Regions from separate parts of the Homo sapiens genome. Here regions 1, 2 and 4 are each linked to region 3. Evidence: chromatin contacts called from ENCODE Hi-C or POLR2A ChIA-PET data. All regions are on one chromosome and are shown on one strand. Each heading gives the region's core, a stretch centred on a gene start or an enhancer-like site at or near the end of the contact. The rest is flanking DNA. Distances are from core to core; before and after follow the strand shown.

Region 1 (2,853 bases), core at 163-2,662, 220 kb before region 3:
CATTGGGAGCCCAGCCACCATGCTGACGGGTATTTTTCCTCATAAAGTTTATAACCAGTTATTTATATGAATCTTTGTTATGTCCATTTGTTTGTATTGCGTATTTTGATTATAAAATAAAGTATCTTAACAGACTCCTCAGTTTTCCATACCCTTCCATCACCACCACCACGCTATTCTACCCCTCACTTTGGCTTGTTAGAGCCAAACACCTGGGTGTTCAGCCAGGTCCCCCAGGCAGCAGCGTGGAGGAACCTTTGGCAGGTCCAGCCAGCCTCATGTCCCTATCTATCTCTGCCACCTCTGCTCCTCTGTCGTTCTATAGAACCAGATCTCTTCCCACTCACTTTCTCTTGGGCAAACCTTCCCTGAGTCATAACAGAAGTTTGTCACTGGAAAGTTTCAGCAGTCCTCTCAGGAAGTTGGCAGCCTCTGGGTTGCTGTGAGGAAGTGGCTTTACCAGAGCAAGGGTTGTCTTTCTGGGCTGTTAACCTGCCTGAGCCCTGGACCAGGGGGACATCTGAGAAGCATGATGTTGAGTGCCAGACAGCTAGGTCTCCAAAGTTGGGCTCGTTGCTGGAGTCTGCCCCCTCAACCGCTGAATTCTTGCTGGGAGTAGTAGCAGTTTGGGAATGCCATCTGCAGCATGGAGCTGGGGTTGAGCTTGGACCACCCCAAGACCTGGGGTGGATCTTAAGGGTCAGCTTGAGCCTAGGCTCTCGAGTCCTGACATCATCCTCTACCGCCACGCTTTCCAGCTGTCAGCCTTGGTCTCCATCTGGTTCCTTGAGGGTGTGGCCTCTGCGTCCTGCTATCACCCTTCCTTGTCTAAACCTTCCCACCTGAGTGGAGAGGAACTTGGGGGAAAATCTCTAAGCATGGGCTCTTCCTGCTGTCCTATGCTTCCTATCCCCTAGGGTTAGTGGTGCGTGTTGGGTGGTGGAGCGAGGGATCCCTTGGAGCAAGGTTCTTAGAGAACTTTGGGTCTGAAAGCAGCTCAAACCTTCCAAAGCCCCAAGCTTCCCTGTGCTATTAGAGCACCTCCTCCTGGAGAGAGCGGCTCTCGTGGCTGGGGAGTTGGATGCACCAAACCTGTGTGCGGCTGGAGAGGGAGGCTTCTGCCAGACCCTCTCCCGGGCCTGTCCTGCCACCCAGGCCCCTCCCCAGTCTCACACTGAGCTCCAGATCAGGGAAGGGCCGAAAAGGACGATCAGGGCAGCCGCAGAAGGGGCGCCCTGCGTGGGACGGGTCCGTTGCGCGCCTGGTAACCGAGGGGGAAGGGAAGGGGCCTCTGGCGTGCGGGGCGGTGTCGCGCAGGTCCCACCCCGCCTGCCCGCGCCGCCCATTGGTCCCGAGCGCGATGACTTGGCGGGCGGAGCAGGAAGGAAACCGCTCCCGAGCACGGCGGCGGCGTCGTCTCCCGGCAGTGCAGCTGCCGCTACCGCCGCCCTCTGCCCGCCGGCCCGTCTGTCTACCCCCAGCATGAGCGGCCTGCGCGTCTACAGCACGTCGGTCACCGGCTCCCGCGAAGTAAGTGCGCGCCCGGACTGGCGCTGGGGGAAAGCGCAGGGCTGTATCCCGGTGCTTTGGACCCTAGCGCCCGGGACCCACCCCCAGGACGGGGGCGGGGTGGGGGGAGTGCGTCGGCGAGGTGCTGGGCACGGTCTCCCGGACCCGGTCCCGAGGCCCCATCCTGAATGTCTTCATCGGGCATCCTGGGTCCTTTGCAGCCGCGGCATGAACTTCCCGTGCCCATCCCCCATCAACCCCACACCCATTCTCTGCACTCCCACTACCGGGCTGACCCTGACCACGACCGCAGCCTGCCCTCCCCTCCCCTCCCCACCCTGAGCCTGATCCCACTTCCCTTCACTCTGACCCCCTCCCCCGTGGCTGATAATCCCTCTCTTCATCCTGCACCACCTCAAGCCTGACTCATCCTCCCAACTCCTAGAGGCCAGAACCCTCCCCTAGTGTGGAGGGGAATGGGGGGACAAAAGCTCCTGGTCACAGCCTCTCTCACCCTGCCCAGCATTTCCCCCATAAATCCTCCAGCCTATCCACTAACCCCTACCCACCCTCTGTCCCCAGATCAAGTCCCAGCAGAGCGAGGTGACCCGAATCCTGGATGGGAAGCGCATCCAATACCAGCTAGTGGACATCTCCCAGGACAACGCCCTGAGGGATGAGATGCGAGCCTTGGCAGGCAACCCCAAGGCCACCCCACCCCAGATTGTCAACGGGGACCAGTACTGTGGGGTATGGGCTGGGGGACGGGGGGGTGGGGGGAGTGTTGGAAGAGGACTCTAGCCAGGGTCATATCTGCCACAAAGCACTTGGGCCCCCTGCATTCAGGTGACCACCCCTCGCCTCCCCTTCTCCAGGACTATGAGCTCTTCGTGGAGGCTGTGGAACAAAACACGCTGCAGGAGTTCCTGAAGCTGGCTTGAGTCAAGCCTGTCCAGAGTTCCCCTGCTGGACTCCATCACCACACTCCCCCCAGCCTTCACCTGGCCATGAAGGACCTTTTGACCAACTCCCTGTCATTCCTAACCTAACCTTAGAGTCCCTCCCCCAATGCAGGCCACTTCTCCTCCCTCCTCTCTAAATGTAGTCCCCTCTCCTCCATCTAAAGGCAACATTCCTTACCCATTAGTCTCAGAAATTGTCTTAAGCAACAGCCCCAAATGCTGGCTGCCCCCAGCCAAGCATTGGGGCCGCCATCCTGCCTGGCACTGGCTGATGGGCACCTCTGTTGGTTCCATCAGCCAGAGCTCTGCCAAAGGCCCCGCAGTCCCTCTCCCAGGAGGACCCTAGAGGCAATTAAATGATGTCCTGTTCCATTGGCACTGT
Region 2 (3,022 bases), core at 428-2,927, 240 kb after region 3:
TGTGGGAGACCACCACCAGTTGTTTCGTGCGTGTTTTGGGGACCCTGGCTCCCAGTGCCTTACCCAGTTCAGAACCCATAGTGGAGCCATCCACAGCTCCCAGCATACCTCTGCAACTTCATCTCCAGCCACTCATTTGTACCTTAAGCTCCTCACAATTCCTGGTCCTCTTGATTAGGATGTATACCTGTTTCTCTCTCTTTCTGTCATGCTCAGCAAACTTCTACTTTGGCTTCAAAACCTAGCTGGAATACTCTCTCTGAGACTTCTTCCCCATTTTCATATTGGCATAGCCTTATGCTGGTACCTCTGCTTGAACTGTATCTGACATCTGTCATGTTGTGCCCAGAACAGGCAGATATTTGTAAACCTTTGTTGAATACCTCCTAGATTCTTGCTACCTAGTTGAGCTTTGGGAGCTGACGTTTTGTTGTTTAGGTTTATTGAGAGGAGTGACAAATCCTCTCAATAAATGCTTTAAAAATTAGAACATTTGGCTGGGCACGGTGGCTCACACCTATAGTCCCAGCACTTTGGGAGGCTGAGGCGGGTCATCATGAGGTCAAGAGTTCAAGACCAGCCTGGACAACATGGCGAAACCCTGTCTCTACTAAAAATACAAAAATAGGCAGGTGTGGTGGCAGGGGCCTGTAGTCCCAGCTACTCGGGAGGCTGAGGCAAGAGAATCGCTTGAACCCGGGAGGCAGAGGATGCAGTACTCCATCTCAAAAAAAAAAAAAAAAAATTAAAACATTTGAAGGATTTTAATTTTACACAGTTTCTGTTCCCTTTTGTTCATTTCATGATAGAAGGAGAGAGGGCCCACAGTCCTTATCTAGGTTTTTGATGGTTGATTTTCAAAAAGATAACAGAAATGTCACTAGCGATTTTGGTAACCAGAGAAGCAGGGTCTTTCTGAGGTTGGTGACCTGTTTTCTTTATAGCTGACCATGTATCTGTGCCTGCTCCCCTTGAATTATAGCCCAGGTGCTCTCTCAGAGTCTCGAAAAGGAAATCCCCACCCCCTCTGTCATATCTGCCCAGACTGCTAAGAGCAGCATGTACCCTGTGCATGTAGCCATCCCTTCTCTAGAACGCTGGTTCTCTGGGCTGGACTGGCCAATCCGCTTCTCCATCTTAGTCACACTGTTCCAACCCTGATACTGCCTGCTGACTGCCTGAGCCTGTGCTGCTTGCAGCAGATTACTGTATGCTTGTTCCTGGGCCCATTTCCTGTTTCTATTCTAGTCGCTGGTGGCTCAGCTCTGCTTCCTGCCTGTGTGTCTCACACAGATTCCTCTTGCTGGAACCTTTTGTTTCCTTCGGAACAGCCTCAATCTTTGAAAAGCAACTGAGCCTTAACTCTAGTATGATGGCTCTTGAGTCACTTAGTCCTACAGAGGTCTGGCTGGAAGTACCTCTTCCCCATTAAGCACACCGTTTGAATTTTACCTTGTTTTTCAGTTTGTCGTCAGCCCTGCTGTAGGAAGTTAAGTTGGGCCAAACTTGTCCTCACTTATTAGTACACAGAGCTATCGGGACTGGTATGTCCTGATTCTTTTGTACCTGGAGCTTTTAAATGTATTTCCTACTACTCAAGAAGACACTTGGTATCCTCTCTGGCCCAAGCTTCCCTGAAGCCCAGGTGATACTTATTTTGAGTTGGGCAGGTTATGCCATCCTCAGCAGAATAACAGGCTGCAGAAAACATAGGGATGGAAAAGAAAGCGTGTGCTGACTCAACCCTCCATCCTGTGTGAGCAATTCAAACCCCCCACCCACCCCCTCAGAGCTTAGGGTGAGAGAGAGAAAGTACAGTGAGGTTGTAAAAAGGGAAGAAGTGAAGGAGGTTGTCCTGGACAAATGTATTTAAAGGCCTAAGGCTCCCCCCTCTTGCCCATTTCCTACAAAAAATATGCTTCGTGAATAAATCTTTTTTCTCTTCCTTTACAGCCACTCTTTTGGGATCATTTGATAATACTGAGTCAGAGGATTTCTGTACTGGACCCTAGGTCTAGCTATGTTTAAAAGAGAGAGATTTAATATAGGGAATTTGGGCTTACAACTGGAAGGAGTGAGGGAGCTTGCTCTAGGCTTGGCCTCCAAGAAACCAGACCCAGATTTAACCTAGATTTGACCTACCAGGGGAACGTCTATCTCGGAGCTACTATTAGATTGATTGCTCTTGAATCATACCCCTAAACCTGTGGTCCAGAATCAGTAAACTGGAATCAAGAAGCAGTAGCTGCTGCCGCCAGAACCAGCACCCAGTTAAGTGGAGGATGGAACCAAAATGCTCCTGCAGAAACAAGTAAAGGAGACAGAAATATGGTCTCTGCTTACTTTGATCTAATCTCATGAGTCAGCTTCTCATTAGCAGAAGCTGAATTGTATCCAAAACCAAGGGATTCTTGGAAATTTCGTTTTTAAGCTTTTTAACCTCTACAATTAGAGAAAGAATAGAATGGAGGCTGCATGAACTAGCCCAACAGAATATTTACAATACTGACACCCCATTCCCGTCTCCCCTCCCACCCCCAACTTTACATATGACGAACCTAAGGCCCAGAAAGGGCAAGAGACTTGTCCAGGGTCATTCAGTAAATGAGAACATTGGATTCTCTGACTGCTAGTCCAGTGGTTCTACTGTTGCTTTTACTGTTAGGACCAACTCCTGTACAAGACCAGCAAAAAGATCCTTTAAGAAAAGGCCGCAGGCACGGTAGCTCACACCTGTAATCCCAGCACTTTGGGAGGTTGAGGCGGTGAGATCACCTGAGGTTGGGAGTTCAAGACCAGCCTGACCAACATTAAGAAACTCCGTCTCTACTAAAAATACAAAATTAGCCGGGCGTGGTGGCATGTGCTTGTAATCCCAGCTACTTGGGAGGCTGAGGCAGGAGAATCGCTTGAACCTGGGAGGCGGAGGTTGCGGTGAGTCAAGATTGTGCCACTGCACTCCAGTCTGGGCAACAAGAGCAAAACTCTGTCTCAAAAAAATAGAAAAGGAAAAATGCCATAT
Region 3 (3,000 bases), core at 254-2,753:
TCAAATGTCACTTCCTCCAGGAAGTCCTCCCTGTTTCTTGGTTCTCCTATCTCATTCCCTCATTCACCAGCCCAGTGGAGCCATGGTGGACCTATCTCAAGATCCCAAAGGGCCTTGCGGGCCATGTTAAGACATTTGCTCTTTGTCTGGAAGAGAACTGGGAGTCACCGAAGTGTTGCCAGCAGGGAAGGTTAAGATCAGATATGCTGATAGATCTGGGGCTCAGAAAGAATTATGAAAAGCAGCAAGCCTCCTTACTTGATACACAGACAACCTTGCTCAACCAACAGTGGCTTCATCCTACCTCCCCAGGGTACTTCCAGTAATTCCCTATGGTAGTGTTTTCCAGAATGGGACATGACTACAGCTGGGGGCCCTAGGTATTTTTTTTTTTTTTTTTTTGAGACAGTCTTGCTCTGTCGCCCAGACTGGAGTGCAGTGGCATGATATGGACTCACTGCAACCTCTGCCTCCCGGATTCAAGCAATTCTCCTGCCTCAGCCTCCCGAGTAACTGAGACTACAGGTGCGCACCACCACGCCTGGCTAATTGTTGTATTTTTAGTAGAGATGGGGTTTCACCATGTTGGCCAGGCTGGTCTTGAACTCCTGACCTCGTGATCCACCTGCCTTGGCCTCGCCTTGGCAAAACCCCGTCTCTACTAAAAATACAAAAATTAGCCAGGCGTGGTGTCTCGTGCCTGTAGTCCCAGCTACTTGGGAGGCTGAGGCAGGAGAACGGCTTGAACCTTGGAGGCGGAAGTTGCAGCGAGCCGAGATCATACTGCTTAACTCCAGCAAAAAGAAAAAAAAGAAAGCTGGGGCTGCGCGCGGGGGCTTATGCCTGTAACCCCAGCACTTTGGGAGGACAGCCTGGCCAACAGAGCGAGACCCTATCTCTATTTTTTTTTAAAAAAATAACAAAACAAAAAAAGCTGGTTGGTTGTTGGGAGGCCTGGCTGCTTTTGGGAAGGATAATCCTCGTCCACACCAAGGTGATTCAGTGAGCAGGGTGAGGGCAGATGCTGGGTGTCCACGCCCCGGCCCCACAGCAGCCAGAGGAAGATACCAGCCCGCGCACCCGTCGCCATGGCAACCTCAACCCCACTCCTGGACCCTAGCTCGGAAGGGGGCAGGGTATCGAAAGCCGATCGCCAGAGGCTCCTCGGTGCCTCGTGCGAGTCCCCGCCGTCAGCCCCGAGGAGCCTCCTGGCACCAAGCAGGCGCTGCCCCCTTCGGCCACACGGTGGCGGCGCAGAGCCGAGCTCCGCGCCCCACCTGGGAGGCGGCGCCCGCGGGATGGGGCTCCTCGGCCCAGCTCCCCAGCCTCGACAAGGATACGGCCCGACATCCAGGCCAGGAGCGTCGCTGGGGCTTAACCGCCGTTCCCCAAGGCGCCCCTCCACTCCTCCAGCGGGCTCCCGCATCCCCCATTATCCGGCGGACCCCAACCCCTGCTCACGTGACTCGCCCGCCACCCTCGAAGAACTCTCGTGGGGCCGCCCCGCCCTGCCGCAGGTCACGCGCTGCGCACCTGGAGGGCATCTGGCCAGCCGCCAGCTAGAGCCTGCCCCTGCTCAGGCTCGGCTCAACCCGGGCCCGCGCCTGCTCCGAGCCCAGGAAGAGCGTCCTGTCCAGCTCCCAAGTGCGCCGGCCCGTGGGGAAGGAGGCGGGAGTGGGCTCCAGCGGTGCGGCCCTCGCTCCTCCGACCCGGGGCCCTCTCCACCTCGGGGGAAGAAAGAGGCCTCTGCCTCCGCCTCCTTCCCTGAGCGCTGCCACCCTCACTCCGGCCCTCTGACCGCGGGTCCCGGACATTGCGCTTAGGGGTCGCCTTGCAGGGCCAGAGAAGCTGGCAGACCACGCGCGCGCACGTGCCGGGGCGGGGCGTCACCGGGGGCGGGGCCTGGAAGGGCGGGGTCGGCGGGCTCGGGTTCCCGCGGGGCGCGCGCGGGGTGACGGGAGCCGGGACTACGCGGAAGTGGGGGTAGGGGCCGCGGGACGGGGAGGGGCGTCCCCAGTACCCGCGAGTGGCTTCAGGGAGCGCAAGGCCAGCTGAGTCTGGGCGCTGGATGGGCGGCCTTGGCATTAGGTCCAGATTTGGGTCCTAAGTACTGTGCCCAACCGGCCCGAGGGGAAGGGGGAGGAGACAGGAACCGCGCCCATTTTCCGGATCAGGTTCTTGGAACCAGCCCGGAAATCCTGGGACTCAATCTGGGGGCCAGATCTGGAGGCGATGGTTTTTCTAGAGACGGGCTGATGCAGCCCCAGTATGCCGTCGCACTCATTTCCCACATTCCAGGAACGGTCCAGGTCTGCCCTTCAGCGGTTTGGGAACTCCGCGACGACTCCCTCTCTCCACAACTGCAGGGTGGGCCGCGCTCTGAAAACCTGGCAAAGCGATGGGGGTCCCTCAGAGCCCCTCCTTCATATTCAGTTTCAAAAGGATTTGGCATTGGGGAAACCTTGGGACCTCAAGCCACATGGAGAAAGAGCTCCAGGTCACAAGGGCTTGGACCTGAGGGCACCTCGGCTGGCTCCTTTCTCGTGCAGTCTTTGCAAAAGAGGACCAGGTGGTGGCCAGAAGGGCACTTTGAGGGCTGAAGAGCTCAAACTGCACAGGGATAGGACCGAGGTGCAGAGTCCTTGGGGCCCTTTTTTTTTCTGTCATATCTTGTTTTGCCATTCGGCCTGGAAATACCTGGAAATTCTTCCTGCCTGTTTTTCCCTCAGAAAAGTTTTTTTTATGTAAAAGTGGCCAGGCACAACTGTAATCCCAGCACTTTGGGAGGCCGAGGTGGGCGGATTGCTTGAGGCCAGGGGTTCGAGACCAGCCTGGGCAACATAGCAAGACCCCGTCTCTGCCAAAAATACAACAAATTAGCCAGGCGTGGAAACGCGCGCCTGTAATCCTAACTGCTGGGGAGGCTGAGGCAGGAGACTCGCTTGAACCTGGGAGGCAGAGGTTACAGTGAGCCACCAAGATCAAGATCGTGCCACTGCA
Region 4 (2,857 bases), core at 347-2,846, 140 kb before region 3:
GGCAGGGTGTGGACACCCCAGGGCACCCAGGCTTCCAGGCATAGGGTGACTGGACCTTCCTCTCCTCTCTCTTTAGGGTGACAGAGCAGCACAAATCCCTGCCCTCATTTTGCCCCCACCACACCCCCAGTCCCCCTGGCGCAGGCTGAAGACACCTGTGCCATGATAAGATCAGAACAAATTGCCGGGTAACTGGGCAGACACATAAACACCCATGCGTGAGAGCACACCCTATGCTCTTCACGGATGTAGGACCGGGGAGCTGTGGGGCTCTCGGATTCTCAATACTGCCTTCCCTGCCTTTTGACTTGGCCTTCCACAGGATGTTTTTCCTTCTGTTTAAAACATTTTAAAGTTTTAAAAGAGCACAAGGGGCCAGGCGCGGTGGCTCACGCCTGTAATCCCAGCACTTTGGGAGGCCGAGGCGGGCGGATCACTTAAGATCAAGAGTTCGAGATCAGCCTGGTCAATATGGTGAAACCCTGTCTCTACTAAAAATACAAAAATTAGCTGGGCGTGGAGGCACGTGCTTGTAGTCCCAGCTACTCAGGAGGCTGAGGCAGGAGGATCACTTGAACCTGGGAGGCAGAGGTTGCAGTGAGCCGAGATCATGCCACTGCACCCCAGCCTGGGCAACAGAGTGAGACTCCCATCTCAAAAATGAAACAAAACAAAACAAAGCAAAACAAAAAAAGAGCACAAGGGACTGGGTCTGGTAGCTCAAACCCATAATCCCAGCACGATGGGAGGCCAAGCCAAATCAGTAGAGCTCAGGAGTTTGAGACCAGGCTGAGCAACATAGCCAAATTCCAACTCTACAAAAAATAAAAAGATTGGGTGGACATGTTGGCATGTTCCTAGCTACTTGGGAGGCTGAGGCAGGAGGAGTTTGAGGATGCAGTGTCCTATGATAGTGACACTGCATTCCAGCCTGGGTGACAGAGCAAGACCCTGATTCTATTAAAAAAAAATTTAAAAAAATCAAAAGAAAAGAGAGCCAGGTGCAGTGGCTCACACCTGTAATCCTGGCACTTTGGGAGGCTGAGGTGGGCAGACTGCTTGAGTCCAAGAGTTCGAGATCAGCCTGGGGAACATGGTGAAACCTTGTCTCTACAAAAAATCAGCCCGGCGTGGTGGCATGTGCCTGTAATCCCAGCTACTCAGAAGGCTGAGGTGGGAGGATCACCTGAGCCTGGGGAGGTCAAGGCTGCAGTGAGATGCGATAGTGCCACTGCACTCCATCCTGGGCAACAGAGCAAGATTCCATCTTAAAAAACAAATAAGTAAATACATAAAGGATATAAGAGCACAGGGAGCATTCCACATTAACATCCAAAATCGTGGTACATTGATACACATATTTTTATGCTTCAAGATACTCATACACACTTATTTGATCAACCACAACACTCTAACACACACACACACAACCCCTCAGACATCAGCTACCAGTGCACGGGCTCAGAGAGGTGAAGCAATCTGCTCAGGGTCATATAACCAGTGGCACCTACAGCTAGGAGCCGGGTCTTGCAGTCTGGCAGTCCCTGCAGGCAACAAAGCTTCAGAAATGTGGGCTCTGAAGTCAGACTGCCAAAGCCTGTGTCCCAGCTACACCACGCCCCAGCTGTGTGGCTTTGGGCAGGTGACGTCACCTCTCTGAACCTCCATTTCCTTATCTGAATCATGTGGAATACCTGCTTCATAGGGCTGCTGTGAGGATTACGTGAGATAATCCAGGTGAAGTATGAAGCATGTGGCAAATAAAGGCTTATTGTTATTACAATCTAGAGCTATCTCCAGGGGTGGGGACGACAGGGGAAAACCTCTCCGTGGCATCTAAGTGCAAATGCAGTACAGTCTCAGACGGAACCTGTCAGGTTCATGACAAAGGGATATGAAGAAATCAGCTGTGATGCGAGAATCAAAGTCCATAGGGGAGGGAAGAACTACTGCCTTTGCCCTTAAACTGTCTCTGTCGTCTGCAGGCTACCTGCCTGACTTAGGAAACTGTCCACATAAGTTGTAAAGTTTTAAAAGAGCACAGGGACCATTCCACATTCACATCCAAAATCGTGGTACATTCACACACACACACACACACACACGTGTGTGTGTGTGTATACATATATATTTTTTTCTTCTTCTTCTTCTTCTTTTTTTTGGAGACGGTGTCTCGCTCTGTCGCCAGGCTGGAGTGCGGTGGCTCGATCTCGGCTCACTGCAACCTCTGCCTCCCGGGCTCAAGCGGTTCTCCTGCCTCTGCCTCCGGAGTAGCTGGGACTACAGGAGTGCGCCACCACACCCAGCTAATTTTTGTATTTTTAGTAGAGGCGGGGTTTCACCATGTTGTTTGGCCAGGATGGTCTCAATCTCTTGACCTCGTGATCCGCCCGCCTCGGACTCCCAAGACACATATATTTTTATGCTTCGAGAGATACACATACACGCTTATTTGATCACTACTCTCTCTCTCTCTCTCTCTCTCTCTCTCACACACACACACACACACACACACACACACACACACGGTCTAGGGCCCAGAGGCTCCCCACGCGGCCTTTCTCCATCTCTCCTCACCTCTCCCGGGATGTGGCCTCCGAGATCTCTTTCCCTCTGTGCTCCCTCCGGACCCCTAACCCAGCCAAAAGGTGGGCCAGGCAGGCCCCCGGGCCTCCGCACCGCTCGGCCATGGCGAGTGAAAGACCCGGGGCTCCGGCCGTCGGAGCACCTGACCGCCGGGGCTACCCGCATCCGCTGCATTTGCGGAGAAATGCCTCCTCCGGCCCGCCCCCCTAGCAAACAGCGGCCCCACCCGCAGCCCATGCGGGCGGTGACCCGATCCAGATGCTGCCCGTGC

Evidence for each region. Hi-C counts contacts between places; a loop is a spot of excess contacts on that map. ChIA-PET counts read pairs that join two places held with the same protein, here RNA polymerase II (POLR2A). Pooled maps may share reads with other maps.
Region 1: a pooled map shows a loop between it and region 3 (3-fold over the local background). The contact joins the promoter of SH3BGRL3 here to the enhancer-like site in region 3. A Hi-C loop is called at or near these places in 7 of 50 pooled maps. POLR2A ChIA-PET finds 5 or more read pairs at or near these places in 3 of 52 experiments (GM12878, WTC11 and activated CD8-positive, alpha-beta memory T cell).
Region 2: a pooled map shows a loop between it and region 3 (8-fold over the local background). The contact joins two enhancer-like sites. A Hi-C loop is called at or near these places in 2 of 37 single-sample maps with no recorded cell type and 11 of 50 pooled maps. POLR2A ChIA-PET finds 5 or more read pairs at or near these places in 6 of 52 experiments (A673, HEK293T, activated CD4-positive, alpha-beta memory T cell and 2 more).
Region 4: POLR2A ChIA-PET joins it to region 3 with 19 read pairs in PC-9. The contact joins two enhancer-like sites. POLR2A ChIA-PET finds 5 or more read pairs at or near these places in 4 of 52 experiments (OCI-LY7, PC-9, T-cell and 1 more).

Annotation. Positions count from the first base shown.
Region 1 is chr1:26,278,674-26,281,526 of GRCh38, forward strand. It overlaps SH3BGRL3 (SH3 domain binding glutamate rich protein like 3), which reads left to right and starts at 1,413. Exons shown (of 3, transcript NM_031286.4): 1 at 1,413-1,530; 2 at 2,092-2,259; 3 at 2,385-2,849. The coding sequence starts at 1,483. The coding sequence ends at 2,450. It overlaps CEP85 (centrosomal protein 85), which reads left to right. Exons shown (of 14, transcript NM_001319944.2): 14 at 1-135. RefSeq lists enhancers at 934-1,821, 1,822-2,708 and silencers at 1,197-1,768, 1,245-1,694.
Region 2 is chr1:26,743,059-26,746,080 of GRCh38, forward strand. The region is part of intron 4 of ARID1A (AT-rich interaction domain 1A); the gene reads left to right. Among named protein-coding and RNA genes, the nearest start is that of PIGV, 43 kb to the right of the region's middle. RefSeq lists an enhancer at 1,273-1,342. Within about 2 kb of position 1,678, at least 31 of the 41 ENCODE cell types and tissues checked have a DNase peak (open chromatin) inside an H3K27ac peak, as active enhancers do; they include A673, where a contact is called at or near this core.
Region 3 is chr1:26,499,113-26,502,112 of GRCh38, forward strand. No RefSeq gene overlaps it. Among named protein-coding and RNA genes, the nearest start is that of HMGN2, 28 kb to the left of the region's middle. RefSeq lists silencers at 1,172-1,351, 1,562-2,051 and enhancers at 2,232-2,301, 2,261-2,918, 2,332-2,391. Within about 2 kb of position 1,504, at least 38 of the 41 ENCODE cell types and tissues checked have a DNase peak (open chromatin) inside an H3K27ac peak, as active enhancers do; they include A673 and GM12878, where a contact is called at or near this core.
Region 4 is chr1:26,357,360-26,360,216 of GRCh38, forward strand. No RefSeq gene overlaps it. Among named protein-coding and RNA genes, the nearest start is that of CRYBG2, 4.7 kb to the left of the region's middle. RefSeq lists a silencer at 1,399-1,693. Within about 2 kb of position 1,597, at least 6 of the 41 ENCODE cell types and tissues checked have a DNase peak (open chromatin) inside an H3K27ac peak, as active enhancers do.